2 separate regions of the Homo sapiens genome follow, and region 2 is linked to region 1. A link is an interaction called in ENCODE POLR2A ChIA-PET data of the cell type or tissue named here. Cell type or tissue: PC-9. All regions are shown on one strand. Each heading gives the region's core, and the rest is flanking DNA. Links, peaks and the distances in the headings are about the cores only.

Region 1 (7,112 bases), core at 1,821-5,820:
GTGCGGAATTAGGTAGTGGTGATGGTTGCACAGCATAGTAAATAAAACCATAGTACTAAAAACCACTGAGACGTACACTTTAAAATGGTGAGTTTTATGTTGTATGAAATACCGTCTCCATTTAAAAAATATTACTTTAAAAAGAGAATAAATTTGATTAGCAATAGGTTAAAAAAGATGCCTAGGAAAACATGAAATCTTCAGATACTTTTACAAAAACGAGCCTCTTTATGGTTGCACTCTGGAAGGCAAACGTGATCTGAAGGGCGCCATAGCAGGGTAAAACCCAGCATTAGTTTCATTCTTCATGGTAAGGTTTTGTGCTTAGGTGCAGTTATAATCTGTATTTTGTTATATATATAAAAGATGAAAACACCAGAAGCTCTGAGTGAAAGGGTGGGCTTGTTGACCATTGGCACTTCATTAGGAAGCCCCACCCCACCATTATGTCAATCAATGTCTTTTTTTCTTTTTCTTTTTCTTTTTTCTTCAGACGGAGTCTCACTCTGTTGCCCAGGCTGGAGTGCAGTGGCACGATCTCGGCTCACCGCAACCTCTGCCTCTTGGGTTCAAGCATTTCTCCTGTCTCAGCCTCCTGAGTAGCTGGGACTACAGGTGCACACCACCACACCCGGCTAATTTTTGTGGGTTTTTTTTTTTGTAGTTTTTTTTTTTTTTTTTTTGAGACAGTATCGCTCTGTTGCCCAGGCTGGAGTGCAGTGGCATGATCTCAGCTCACTGCAAGCTCCGCCTCCTGGGTTCATGCCATTCTCCTGCCTCAGCCTCCCAAGTAGCTGGGACTATAGGTGCCTGCCACCATGCCTGGCTAATTTTTTGTATTTTTTAGTAGAGACGGGGTTTCACCATGTTGGCCAGGATGGTCTCGATCTCCTGACATCTTGATCCACCCACCTCGGCCTTCCAAAGTGCTGGGATTACAGGTGTGAGCTACCGCGCCCAGCCCTAAGTTTTGTGTTTTTAGTAGAGGTGGGGTTTTGCCATATTGGTCAGGCTGGTCTCAAACTCCTGACCTCAGGTGATCCACCCGCCTTGGCCTCCCAAAGTGCTGGGATTACAGGCGTGAGCCACCGCGCCCGGCCTCCCAATGTCTTTAGTCTTTATTTTTCCTGTCAGGTCTCAGTTCCCAAAAAAGAATCGTCACATATTTTACCTGGGAAATGTAGGCGTGGCAGGGAGCTGAGTGTGGGAAGAGGGCTGGGTAGGAGTGGGGGACGGAGGAGAGGTGTTGGAGCATTCAGTGTGTAAACATTTACTACTATCTCATCCTCATCCTTGCTGTCCTCAAGGTCAGAGACTGCTTATCCTCTCTAGAGACAAAATCTCTTGTCATTTTTTGCTGGGACCAGGGAGGAACAGTTGCCCTCCAGCCATCCTTCTAGAGAGAGCTGTTGCTTCCCAGTTGGAGTTCACGTTCTTGGGCTTGCTGAGTTAGTTCCATTCATCCCTCTGCTTTGCAGCTTCCAAAGTGTGGTTACTGTTGTCTCCTCTTCTGTCCTTTTTGTTCTAATTGGTCAATGCTGTTTTTTAAAATCTCTTTGGTGTTTTAGTGGGGTTTCAGGAGGGAAGGAAATGGTGTGTGTTCAATCTACTTTGAAGTTACACCTTTCTTTTTAACCATACGATTTCAACCGTCTTATTTAAGCATTTCTGGTTTATACAGGCCAATAATTATTGGTGGTATTAAGGTGCCTTGTTTAGTTTTTTTTTTTTTTTTTTTTTTTTTGAGTTGGAGTCTCGCTCTGTTGCTCAGGCTGGAGTGCAGTGGTGCGATCTTGGCTCACTGCAAGCTCTGCCTCCCGGGTTCACACCATTTTCCCTCCTCAACCTCCCGAGTAGCTGGGATTACAGGCGCCCGCCATCAGGCGTCCGGCACCACGTCTGGCTAATTTTTGTTTTTGTATTTTTAGTAGCGACGGGGTTTCACTGTGTTAGCCAGGATGGTCTCAATCTTCTGACCTTGTGATCTGCTCGCCTCAGCCTCCCAAAGTGCTGGGATTACAGGCGTGAGCCACTGCGCCCGGCCTAGACTTTTTTTTTGGGGTTACCAAATTTGGTTTATATCCTATTTAGAACCTGAAACATAGATTTAATTATTTGGTTATGTTTTATTGCAAGTGGAATGTAGTGACATTACGTAGAATTATCTCTTACGAAAGACAAATGAGAACAGATTCAACTTTTAGAAATGAGTCTTTTGTATATTGATGTGACGGGAAGAAGAATTTTTTTTTTAATCCTTGTATTTAACACATAAAAGTGTTAATTGGATACATGTGCACTGTTTTGCCAGGGGCCAATTTTTTGCAGTCAGTTGTGGCAAATGCTCTTTTATTTTAAAACTTAGATATGCTTTCTGTTATCTGCAGTCCTCTACTGTTGCCTCTCCTGTGTAGAGGTCATTGTAGGTTGCATGGACAGGGAGCAGGCAGGCAAGGAGTACCCTTAGACACTAACTTAGTACCATTAGGCACTAACTTGGATTCTCAGTGCCCAGTAGGGAGATGGCTCTATTTCTGTGGCTAATTTCAGACAAGATTGGGTGAATTTAGGGTGGTATGGCTATGGATGCTTTGGCTAATTTCAGATTGTAATCAGTTCTGTGAAGGAAACAAATAGGCAGAAATGATGAATTGTTGTGAGTGGCAATATTGGGAGGCTGCTCTTGAGACCTGGCTGACATCCAGAAGAAGAAAGTATTGTTCAGGAGGTGGGGTGGAATGTCAAGAATGTAATGCCATGAGATGGGAACTGAGTCTTAACGAAGAAAGAGATTAGGCTGGTATGGCCGAAGTGAAGTAGCTGATAAGGGGTAAAGAGAAATGAAATAAGATTGGAGAAATGAGAGCCAGATACAGCGCTGTAAGCTGCAGGTTGATATTTCATTCTCAGTTCAGTGAGAAGGTACTGAAAGATTTTTATTTGGTTGGTCATTTAGACTGGGGGAATAGTAATAGTAACCAGTTTACGTTTTTTACACACCATTTGCTGTTGCTGTGGAGAGTAATCTTTAGAAAGGTAAGCATAAATGCAGTTGACCAGTCAAGGGGCTACTATAGTAGCCCAGGAGAAAGGTGATGGTGGCTTGATTTGGGTGGGAGCTGTAGAAATGGAGAGGAATTCAATATATTGGGGGTAAATTTTGGAGAGAGTACTTAGAAGACTTGGTGATAGAACTGATGTGGGAGTTAAGAAGGGAGGATGATTCTGAAGTTTTTGGCTTAAGCATCTGGTTAGATTGTGATGCTGTTTACTTGATGTCAAATGATCACGGGCTAATGGCCCTCTCTTTTGGGAGTGACATTGCTGAAGCCAGGGAGTGTAGTTGAAGATGTTAAACTGATACATATTGTGAGAAACTGTGCGGCAGCCTAGGATGTGATTGGGTTCTTGGGATGGGAAGGAAATAGTAAGTAGAGCAGACTAGAATTCCTATAGATGGGAATTAAAGTAGAAAAGAATTTCTTAGGTTTTCCCCCTTTTTTCTTCCCCTCATTACCCTGGGCTAGAGTACTACCCTTATGTTACCTTGTGGTGCAGGGCAGAAAAGTTGGAACTAGCTCATGTCTGCAGTGGGTAGCATTAGAGTGGCATTGTATCCCAGCTCCTGTGAGGAATAACTAACAGTGGATATAGTTGGATTGCTTGGTTCTTGAAAGTTCACTTGTTCCCTCCCATCCCTAGGGCTGAATTATTGTAACCAAGGAAGTGAGAATTCAGAAAGGTAAGTATCAGGGTAGACTTAGAGATTGTAATACTGAAATGCTTACTCCCAGAGTTGTATCCCCATGACTCTCTACCCTACTCATCAGTAGAGATACAAAAGCTAGGTGATGCTAGGCTGTAGCCCCTTGTTCCTGCAGTGTTCCTTTGTAGCTGATGTGCCTGGTCTCCCTGGGGAGTATGAATTCAGAGGGGAACATCTGCATTTCCTGTCTGGAGTGTAGTCACTATAAGAGAAAAGTAACAAACCGAACAACATGGAGCAGGTAAAGCAAAATTATTGGAATAGTCAGAATAAAATTTAGCTATAAGCATATTAAATATTCTCGAAAAAATAGAGCATGCTAGAAACATGAAGCAAGAAGGAGAAACCATAAAGAACAACAAACAGGAGCTAGTTGGGGATAGAGGACACAATCATTAGAGAACTCAGGAAATGGAGTGGATAGTATGTGGATACAACTGAAGAACGTGTAGGCAAGCTAGAATGTCCACTCAGATCTCCCACAAGTTATCACGAAAGGATAGAAGCAGAAAATAGACAAGAAAAAGCAATAAAGTGGATAGAGAAGTGTTAATATATGTGTAATAAGGATCTCGGAGAGAAAAAAGTGATAAATTAAGACCAAGATTTTCTTAGAAATGGAGAAGGAGTTGAGAGTTGAGATTGAGAGGGCTTTTAATGCCAAGGGAATATAACTGAATAAGTGTATACATAAGCAGTTATATTGAGACCTTTAGAATGTATTTAAAATCATAAGTTCCAGGAACAATGTTACCTGCCAGAAATAAAAAAAAGCTAGAAAGGTTTAAGATGAAAGAATGGAAAAAGATGGCCAGGTACAGTGGCTCATGCCTGTAATACCAGCATTTTGGGAGGCAGAGGCCAGAGGATCGTTTGAGCCTGGGAGCTTGAGACCAGCCTGGACAACAAAGTGAGACCCTGTCCCTTTAAAAAAAAAAAGGAAAATGATACGGCAAACAAACATGAACCAAAGAAAGCTGGAGTTGCACTTTTACAATCAACATTTACTTTAACATGAGAACAATTCAGAGGGGCAAAGACACTAGATATCAGTGAAAGGAACAGTTACCCAAGCGTATATAATTGATTGTGAACATGTATGTATATAATAATTTCAAAATGTACGAAGCAACAATTGATGGAACAGTTGTAGATGACAGCTGCTACAGATATTCAGTGATACAGTTCATTAAAATGACAAAAATGGAGCAATGAAATAATTGGAGGAGACACGATTCTGATCATTTGCAGATGACCTACACAGAAACCCCAGCAGCATCCATATTTGGGCACAAGATGGATGTGCAAAAAAATACGTAGTGTCCCTGTGGCAGCAGTAGCCAGTTAGGAAACATGGAAGAAGATAGCACAGGAACTGGAACTGCACACCTGTTAGTAACTAGTCTAATGATGAATGCATGAGACACTTATGGAAAACACTTTACAACTATTTTAAAGGTGATAAAGGAAGATGTTTAGTCTTGTTCAAAATGGAGAGCGCTATGTTCATGGATGTGATAGCTTCACATTGTAAAGATGTGACTTCTTTCTGAATTCATTTATAAATTTGATGTAGTTCAAGTTAAAATCCCAGCAGGATTGTTTTGAGGTGATTGATAGGCTTATTTTATAATTTGTAAGGAAAAGCAAAATCTATTATAATAAAGTCACTTTGAAAAGAACAGCATAACTAGGGCATGGGGGGAATGATAGTTGCTTTATCTGCTACGAAGCTGTTTCAAAGCCATAGTAATAGACACATACGAGAGTGGCACGGGGCAGGCGGATACCCGGAGAAACAGTGGGAGACCCTTTGGCTCCTAAGAAGGAACTCCTTCTTGCATATGTGTCAATCTTAGATAAAACGAGATAAATAGGACATCACAAATCAGTGGGGAAAGGATGGATCGTTAGAGGAAACTGGCCTGCTTCATTGGGGAAAAAGCAAATTAGGCTAAGATTCGTACTTTATAGCACATAAACTTTGGTTAAATCACATATGTTTGGAAAGTAAAACTAAACGAAGAAAATATCAAAATGTCAGTTTAGGTGATGAAGGTAATCATAAAAACATAAAAAGCATTAGCCACATTAATGGATTAATGAATATTAATGGATTTTATTCTGTCAAAGTTAATGTCTTTTTAGTGAAGGACTCTATATTTGGAGTTAACAGATGTGAAGAAGAGAGTTTTAAAACATTCCTAAACTGGCAAGAGATTAGTAGCTAAAACCCACAAAGCACTTTTGTAAATCGACAGCAAAAAACAGGGAAATCAGTAGAAGATGGACAACAAATAGTTTGCAGAAAACTTGGTGGTAATAAGTATATGAAGTGTTACTGAAAGGAGGAAAGGAAGTTAAAATAACAGGTGAGCAAAAGTTTGTGATCCTTTATGATCTAGCAGTCTTATTCCTGCGTAGCCTCGTCAGAAGAACATATACACGCCTGTCTATGAGGGTTCTATGTCTTAGGATGTCATTTATAGGATATAGAGTTGGAGCTGGTTAAAAGGATGGATGAGTAAAATGAAGCCATTACATACTAAAGAGTACTATGTGAGTCAGTCCCAGAAGACTTAAAAGTTGGTTGAAAAAACAAAACACCTAGTTTATGGTAGATTACCATTTGTCTAAATCTCTCACACACCCCCCTTCTGGATTTTTCGGTTATACTAACACAGCTGTAGTGGATACCTAGGGTGGAGGTTGTCATGGAAGTGGAATCAGGGACGAAGGAGAAATCAAATGATGAGGGCCTTGCATAGACTCCTGACACTGCATCACGAACCGGAGATTTGGATTAGCTCTACCTGAGATGGGTAAGGAAGAATAACAGCAAGGAGGTCATCATTGAGTTTGATGGGTGGACAATTTTTGTGCAGCAGTGGTTAAGTTGGAAACCAGATGTACAAAGAAGTGAGTGGAAGGAGTGTTTTGAAAACATACATATTGATTGGGAGCAGGAAAAAGGGGGCACTAAGCTGAATGGTCATTTGGAGACAAGGAAGGGTTTTGTTTATTGGTGGCAGAGTGTTCTTAGAGCGAATTCAGTGTGTATGCTGATGGGAATGAGCAATGGGCAGGAAGAAATTGATGCAAGAAAATGGATAACTCTAGGAGTTTAAGTCCTCAAAGGAAGAGGGCTCCAGGACAGAAATCAGTGAGTTTGCCTTAGACTTTTGTATTGAAAGGGGACAGGACATGGAGATGAATGTCAGTTGCTTTGTCTGTTTTGGGGTTTGTGTTTGGCTGTCTTATGTAAGTCAAGGACAGTCTTGGTTATTGGGAGCCAGTGCTGCAGGAACTTCTTTTCCCCAGTGAAACAGCTGTTGTTTTAATAATG
Region 2 (7,112 bases), core at 1,067-5,066, 930 kb after region 1:
AAGCATGGTGCCTGGCAAATAGTGAGTGCTCAATGAATTTGGTTGGTTTGTTGAATGGCAGAATGGGTGTCTGGCCCTTGACCTCATTGGCTACAACAGAAGGGACCCTGGGACTCATAGGGTTACCCGTTTTTATCATCTGACAAGAGAGGACATAAGCGTATGAAAAACCTGGAAGGACGTGGGTGTTCTGGGAAGACAGATGAGGAAGTATTAAGGGGGGAAAGTCAAGTCAAAGGCTCTGTTCCTCGGGCAGATCTGGAAGTGGGGTGACACCCTCTGGGGACAGTGGGAGCTGCTGCATCCCTGGGAGTTAAAAAGCCACAGGCATAGGCCAGGCGCAGTGGCTCACACCTATAATCACGGGACTCTGGGAGGCCAAGGCAGGAAAACTGCTTGAACCCAGGAGTTCAAGACCAGCAGCATAGGCAACAGTGAGATGCCCCATCTCCACAAAAAAATTAAAAAATTAGCCGAGAATGTTGGTGCACACTTGCAGTCCCAGCTATTCCGGAGGCTGAGGTGGGAGGATTGCTTGAGCCCAGGAAGTCGAGGCTGCAGTGAGACATGTTCACGCCACTGCACTCCAGCCTGGGCAACAGAGCAAGACCCTATCTCTTAAAAAAAACAAACAAACAGAGATCCTTCACTTGCCCCGTAAAACTCAATGGTTAGGCTACATCCAAACCACATCCCAAGTTCAGGAAATCCTCTTCTCTCTGCACTTCTCTCTGAGATGACAACAATAAGAATGATGGCCGGGCGCCGTGGTTCACGCCTGTAATCCCAGCACTTTGGGAGGCCGAGGTGGGCGGATCACGAGGTCAGGAGATTGAGACCATCCTGGCTAACATGGTGAAACCCCATCTCTACTACAAATACAAAAGATTAGCCGGGCGTGGTGGTGGGCGCCTGTAGTCCCAGCTATTCAGGAGGCTGAGGCAGGAGAATGGCGTGAACCCAGGAGGCGGAGCTTGCAGTGAGCCGAGATCACACCACTGCACTCCAGCCTGGGCGACAAGGCGAGACTCCGCCTCAAAAAAAAGAATGAGGATAGCTGTTGTTTACTGAGCATTTTTCTGGGCCAGGCATGCTGCTAAGATAACTTAATTAACACTTGCAAGACTGTTATTATTTCTCCCACTTTACGGATAAGGAAATTTAGGTCAGAAGTTAAGTGACTTACATAGGCAAGGACACAAATGACATGGGTAGCCGAGCCAGGACTAGAAGAATCCAGCAGTGCCAGTCTGGGAAGTTTAGCCTTTCCAGGGGAGAGCAAGGCTGATGTGCTGGGCCAGCTGTGGCAGCTGCTGTCTGTGGTCTGAGGCTGCCAGTGAGGGCTGGCTCCTGGGTGGGATTTCCCAGGACATTTGGGGGACCCTGAAGGAAACTTTTTTTTTTTTTGAGACGGAGTTTTTCGCTCGTTACCCAGGCTGGAGTGCAACAGCACGATCTCAGCTCACTGCCACTTCCGCCTACCAGGTTCAAGTGATTCTCCTGCCTCAGCCTCCCAAGTAGCTGGGATTATAGGCATGTGCCACAGTGCCCGGCTGTTTTCTTTTAAATATTAGGAAACTTACTGGTGTAGCTCATGCCTGTAATCCCAGCTACTCGGGAGGCTGAGGCAGGAGAATCGCTTGAACCCAGGAGGCAGAGGTTATAGTCAGCCAAGATCACACCATTGCACTCCAGCCTGGGCGACAAGAGTGAAACTCCATCTCAAAAAATTAAATTAATTAACTAAAAGGAAACAAAACACAACCCAACACTTGCTCATTGGTTCATGCCCACTCTCTCCAGCCTTGCTCTCCTGGTTTCACTCAGTTACTTCCTGTCCATCTTCCAGCTCTGGTTCCACTCCTGTTACAGCCAATGTGAAAATGTCTCCTTCGACCAGGCGCGGTGGCTCACAGCTGTAATCCCAGCACTTTGGGAGGCTAAGGTGGGTGGATCACTTGAGGTCAGGAGTTCATGACTAGCCTGATCAGCATGGTGAAACCCCGTCTCTACTAAAAAAGTGCAAAATTAAGCCAGGCGCAGTGGCTCACGCCTGTAATCCCAGCACTTTGGGAGGCTGAGGCGGGTGGATCACAAGGTCAAGAGTTCAAGACCAGCCTGGCCAAGATGGTGAAACCCCATCTCTACTAAAAATACAAAAATTAGGCCGGGCGCAGTGGCTCACACCTGTAATCCTAGCACTTTGGGAGGCCGAGGTGGGCGGATCACTTGAGGTCAGGAGTTTGAAACCAGCTTGGCCATGATGGTGAAACCCTGTCTCTACTAAAAATACAAAAAATTAGCCGGGCATGGTGGTGCGTGCCTGTAATCCCAGCTACTTGGGAGGCTGAGGCAGGAGAATCACTTGAACCTGGGAGGTGGAGGTTGCAGCGAGCCAAGATCGTGCCACCACACTTAAGCCTGGGTGACAGAGTGAGACTCCACCTCAAATAAAATACATACATACATACATACATACATACAAAAATTAGCCAGGCGTGGTGGCAGGTGCCTGTAATCCCAGCTACTCAGGAGGCTGAGGGATGAGAATCGCTTGAGCACGGGAGGCAGACAGAGGTTGCAGTGAGCTGAGATCGTGCCACTGCACTCCAGCCTGGGCAACAGAGCAATACTCTGTCTCCAAAAAAAAAAAAAAAAAAAAAAATAGCCGGGTATGGTGGTACGTGCCTGTGGTCCCAGCTACTCAGGGGCTGAGGTGGGAAGATCAGCTGAACCCAGGAGGCAGAGGGTCCAAGGAGCCATGACTGTGCCACTGGACTCCAACCTGGGTGACAGAGCAAGCCTGTCGCAAAAAATAAACCAAAACCGGCCGGGCGCAGTGACTTATGCCTGTAATCCCAGCACTTTGGGAGGCCGAGGCGGGTGGATTACGAGGTCAAGAGATCCAGACCATCCTGGCTAACACAGTGAAACCCTGTCTCTACTAAAAATACAAAAAATTAGCTGGGCATGGTGGTGGGCATCTGTAGTCCCAGCTATTTGGGAGGCTGAGGCTGGAGAATCATTTGAACCCATGAGGCGGAGGTTGCAGTAAGCCGAGATCGAGCCGCTGCACTCCATCCTGGGCCACTGCACTCCAGCCTGGGTGACAGGGCGAGACTCTGTCTCAAAAAAAAAAAAAAAAAAAGAGAAACCAAAACCAAAACAAACAAACAAAAACCCTACAAGAATAAAGACTGATTTCGTGAGCTTTCTTTCACTACCTGCCAGACACAGCCTAAGCTGGGCCTGAATATCTTGGGACCTGGCTCTTAACGTGGTCTAGTGCTTCCTCCTTCCCGAGAAAGGGTAGGAGGATAACAGGGATTTGGCCACAGCTAACTTGTAATATGATCTGATCCAGGAATGTGAGGCCTCCAGCTGGTGCAGTCATGAGCTGTTCCAGGATTCTTGGACTGGCCGCTTTCAAATGCTCTGCACCTGTTCTCCACAGTGCAGTTGTACTAACGAGACACAGCATGAGTTCCCATGTTCAGTTTAGAAAGTGGAGTCATCTAAACTGAAGGGGAAAAATGAACAATATTCCAGGGGGAAATGGATTCCAGCTGGGGAGCCGGAGGAGGCCTTCTCGGTGCAGGTGCTTTTGAGGCCAGGCCTTAAAGGAAGAGCAGAGTTTAATCAGCGGAGACTGTGGAGGAACATTCCAGATGGAGGGACCAGCATGAACAAAGGCCTGGGGATGGGAGTGTCTGAGCACCGGGAGGACATCCCACGCTGTCTGGTAGCCACTAGAGATGTGGCCCCACCTGAGGGGAGGTGCACTCCTACAGGAATGGGGGGCCTGGCTGGGTGCGGTGGCTCAGGCCTGTCATCCCAGCACTTTGGGAAGCCAAGGCGGGCGGATCACTTGAGGTCAGGAGTTCGAGAACAGCCTGGCCAATATGGTGAAACTCCGTCTCTACTAAAAGTACAAAAATTAGCCGGGCGTGGTGGTGCACACCTATAATCCCAGCTACTTGGAAGGCTGAGGCAGGAGATTCGCTTGAGCTTGGGAGACGAAGGTTGCTGTGAGCCGAGATCACACCACTGCACTCCAGCCTGGGCGACAGGCAACAGAGCAAGACTCTGTCTCCAAAAAAAAAAAAGGAATGGGGGCCTGGAGCTAAAAATACAACACTGGGTCCGAACGAACCAGCAGCAGGGGGCCCTTGCACAGACCCAGAAGCTCACAGCAGGGAGGGACATCTGAGCCTTAGCAGTGAACACACACACAGGATAAAAGCAAGTCTCCGAGGGGCTCAACAACACAGGGGTTCCCTGGGACTCCTGGCATCCTCTCTTCAAACCACAGCCAGTCTTTATAATTTTGCCCTCCATTTCCCATCAGACACTGGAGAAAGAGAGGAGGCAAAGACCAGAGACTGGGGAATAAAAGAACAAATGAGGGTAAGATTTACAACTTGGAAACTCTGGTCCAGCTTGGTAGCTCACGTCTGTAATCCTAGCACTTTGAGAAGCCGAGGAGGGTGGATCACCTGAAGTCAGGAGTTTGAGACCATCCTGACCAACATAGTGAAACCCCGTCTCTACTGAAAATACAAAACTTAGCCGGGCGTGGTGGCGGATGCCTGTAATCCCAGCTACTTGGGCAGCTGAGGCAGAAGAATTGCTTGAACCAAGGAGGCGGAGGTTGCAGTGAGCTGAGATCATGCCACTGCACTCCAGCCTGGGCGACAGAGTGAGACTCAGTCTTCAAAAATAAATAAATAAATAAAACTTGGAAACTCTGGGAGGCCAAGACAGGGAGATCACTTGAGGCCAGGAGTTCAAGACCAGCCTGGCCCACACGGTGAAACCCTGTCTCTACTAAAAATACAAAAATTAGCCAGGCATGGTGGTACGTGCCCGTAGTCCCAGTGACGCAGGAGGCTGAGGCACAAGAATCGCTTGAACCTGGGAGGCAGAGGTTGCAGTGAGCTGGGATCACGCCACTGTACTCCAGCCTGGGGGACAGAGCGAGACTGTCCCAAAAAAACAATAATAAAAATAACAAACTTAAAAAAAGAATTGGCCAGGCGCGGTGGCTCACGCCTATAATCCCAGCACTTTGGGAGGCCGAGGCAGGCAGATCACGAGGTCAGGAGATCAAGACCATCCTGGCTAACACGGTGAAACCCCATCTCTATTAAAAATACAAAACAATTGGCTGGGCATGGTGGCGAGCTCCTGTAGTCCCAACTACTCAGGAGGCTGAGGCAGGAGAATGGCGTGAACCCGGGAGGCGGAGGTTGCAGCGAGCCGAGATCGCACCATTGCACTCCAGCCTGGGGGACAGAGCAAGACTCCGTCTCAAAAAAAAAAAAAAAAAAAGAACCAGAACTTGGAAACTCTGGTTGAGTATAAGAAGCAATGAAAAATTATTGAAGGGTTGGGTTTGAGAAAGGAAATGAAAAGAAAAGAGGCAGCTCTCAAAGCAGCCTCCCAAATAAAGAACAGGAATGGCCAAGTCCCAGGAAGCCATCCCACCTGCTCCCTTTCTGTGCCCATGGCAGCATTCCTGAACTACAGTCCTCTTCCTGCTCAACCGCTTGAGAATATTCCTCAACATGGAGACCCAGGAAGACACAACAACTAGTGAAGCTGACATGTGAGGTGGAGGTGGTAGGATAAGGGTAGGATGAAGGAGGGTCATTGGCAGCAGAATTTAGTAATCAAGTCTTGCCCTATGTAGCGTAGGCCGGTATCTCAGAAGTGTAGGCCCTGGAGAAATAGATCTCAAAATCTAACCTGATGTCAAAAAAGTGAGACAACGACCCACAGAGTGGGAGAAAATATGTGTACACCATATGTCTGAGAAGGGTCTGGTACCCAGAATATACAAATCACTCTTTTTTTTTTTTTGGAGACAGAATCTCACACTGTCACACTGTCACCCGGGCTGGAGTGCAGTAGTGTGATCTCAGCTCACTGCAACTTCTGCCTCCTAGGTTCAAGCGGTTCTCCTGCCTCAGCCTTCCGAGTAGCCGGGATTACAGGCGCCTGCTACCATGCCCAGCTAATTTTTTGTATTTTTAGTAGAGATGGGATTTCACCATGTTGGCCAGGCTTGTCTCAAACTCCCGACCTCGTAATTCTCCCGCCTCAGCCTCCAAAGTGCTGGGATTACAGGCATGAGCCACTGCGGCCGGCCTTTTTTTTTTTCTTTTTTGAGGCGGAGTTTTTGCTCTGTTTTGCAGGCTGGAGTGCAATGGCGCAATCTCAGCTCACTGCAACCTCCGCCTCCCGGGTTCAAGGGATTCTCCTGCCTCAGCCTCCCAAGTAGCTGGGATTACAGGCACGCACCACCACGCCTGGCTAATTTGTTGTATTTTTAGTAGAGATAAGGTTTCACCATGTTGCCCAGGCTGGTCTCGAAATCCTGACCTCAGGTGACCTGCTCGCCTCGGCCTCGCAAAGTGCTGAGATTACACGTGTGAGCCACCGTGCCCGTGCCCAGCTTAAGAACTCTTTTATTAAGATTTTTATTTATGTTTTAGAGAAAATCTCACTCTGTCACCAGGCTGGAGTGCAGTGGCATGATCATAGCTCACTGCAGCCTCCAACTCCTGGGCTCAAGCAATCCACAAAATTAGCTGGGCGTGGTGGTGCACACCTGTAGTCTCAGCTGCTTGGGAGGCTGAGGCAGGAGAATTGCTCAAACCCAGGAGGCAGAGGTTGCAGTGAGCCAAGATTGCACCACTGCACTCCAGCCTGGGCGACAGAGTGAGATTCCATCTCAAAAAAAAAAAAAATTATTATATATATATAAATAACTCTTACAACTCAAGAACAAAAAGGCAAACAACCACTGAAAAAAAAAAGGCTGGCTGGGTGCGGTAGCTGACGCCTGTAATCCCAGCACTTTGGGAGGCTGAGGCGGGTGGATCACGAGGTCAGGAGTTAAAGGCCAGCCTAGCCAACATGGTGAAACCCCGTCTCTACTAAAAATACACAAATTAGCCAGGCATGGTGGCGTGTGCCTGTAATCCCAGCTACTCAGGAGGCTGAGGCAGGAGAATTGCTTAAACCCAGGAGGCGGAGGTTGTAGTGAGCTGTGATCGCACCATTGCACTCCAGCCTGGGTGACAGAGTGAGACTCCATCTCCAAAAAA

Evidence for each region. ChIA-PET counts read pairs that join two places held together with the same protein. Peaks named below come from ENCODE experiments on the same cell type or tissue, not always from the same donor. Only the 100,000 strongest peaks of a DNase experiment are listed, where the experiment ranks them.
Region 2: POLR2A ChIA-PET joins it to region 1 with 10 read pairs; 2 of 35 experiments call an interaction of 5 or more read pairs at or near these places.

What each region holds. Positions count from the first base shown.
Region 1 is chr9:132,315,226-132,322,337 of GRCh38, reverse strand. The region is part of intron 10 of SETX (senataxin); the gene reads left to right. Among named protein-coding and RNA genes, the nearest start is that of SETX, 36 kb to the left of the region's middle. In PC-9, for the core only: no CTCF peak of the experiment used is centred there; no DNase peak of the experiment used is centred there.
Region 2 is chr9:131,379,637-131,386,748 of GRCh38, reverse strand. It overlaps a transcript of PRRC2B not described here. Among named protein-coding and RNA genes, the nearest start is that of PRRC2B, 11 kb to the left of the region's middle. In PC-9, for the core only: no CTCF peak of the experiment used is centred there; a DNase peak (open chromatin) is centred at 3,348; H3K27ac peaks cover 947 bases.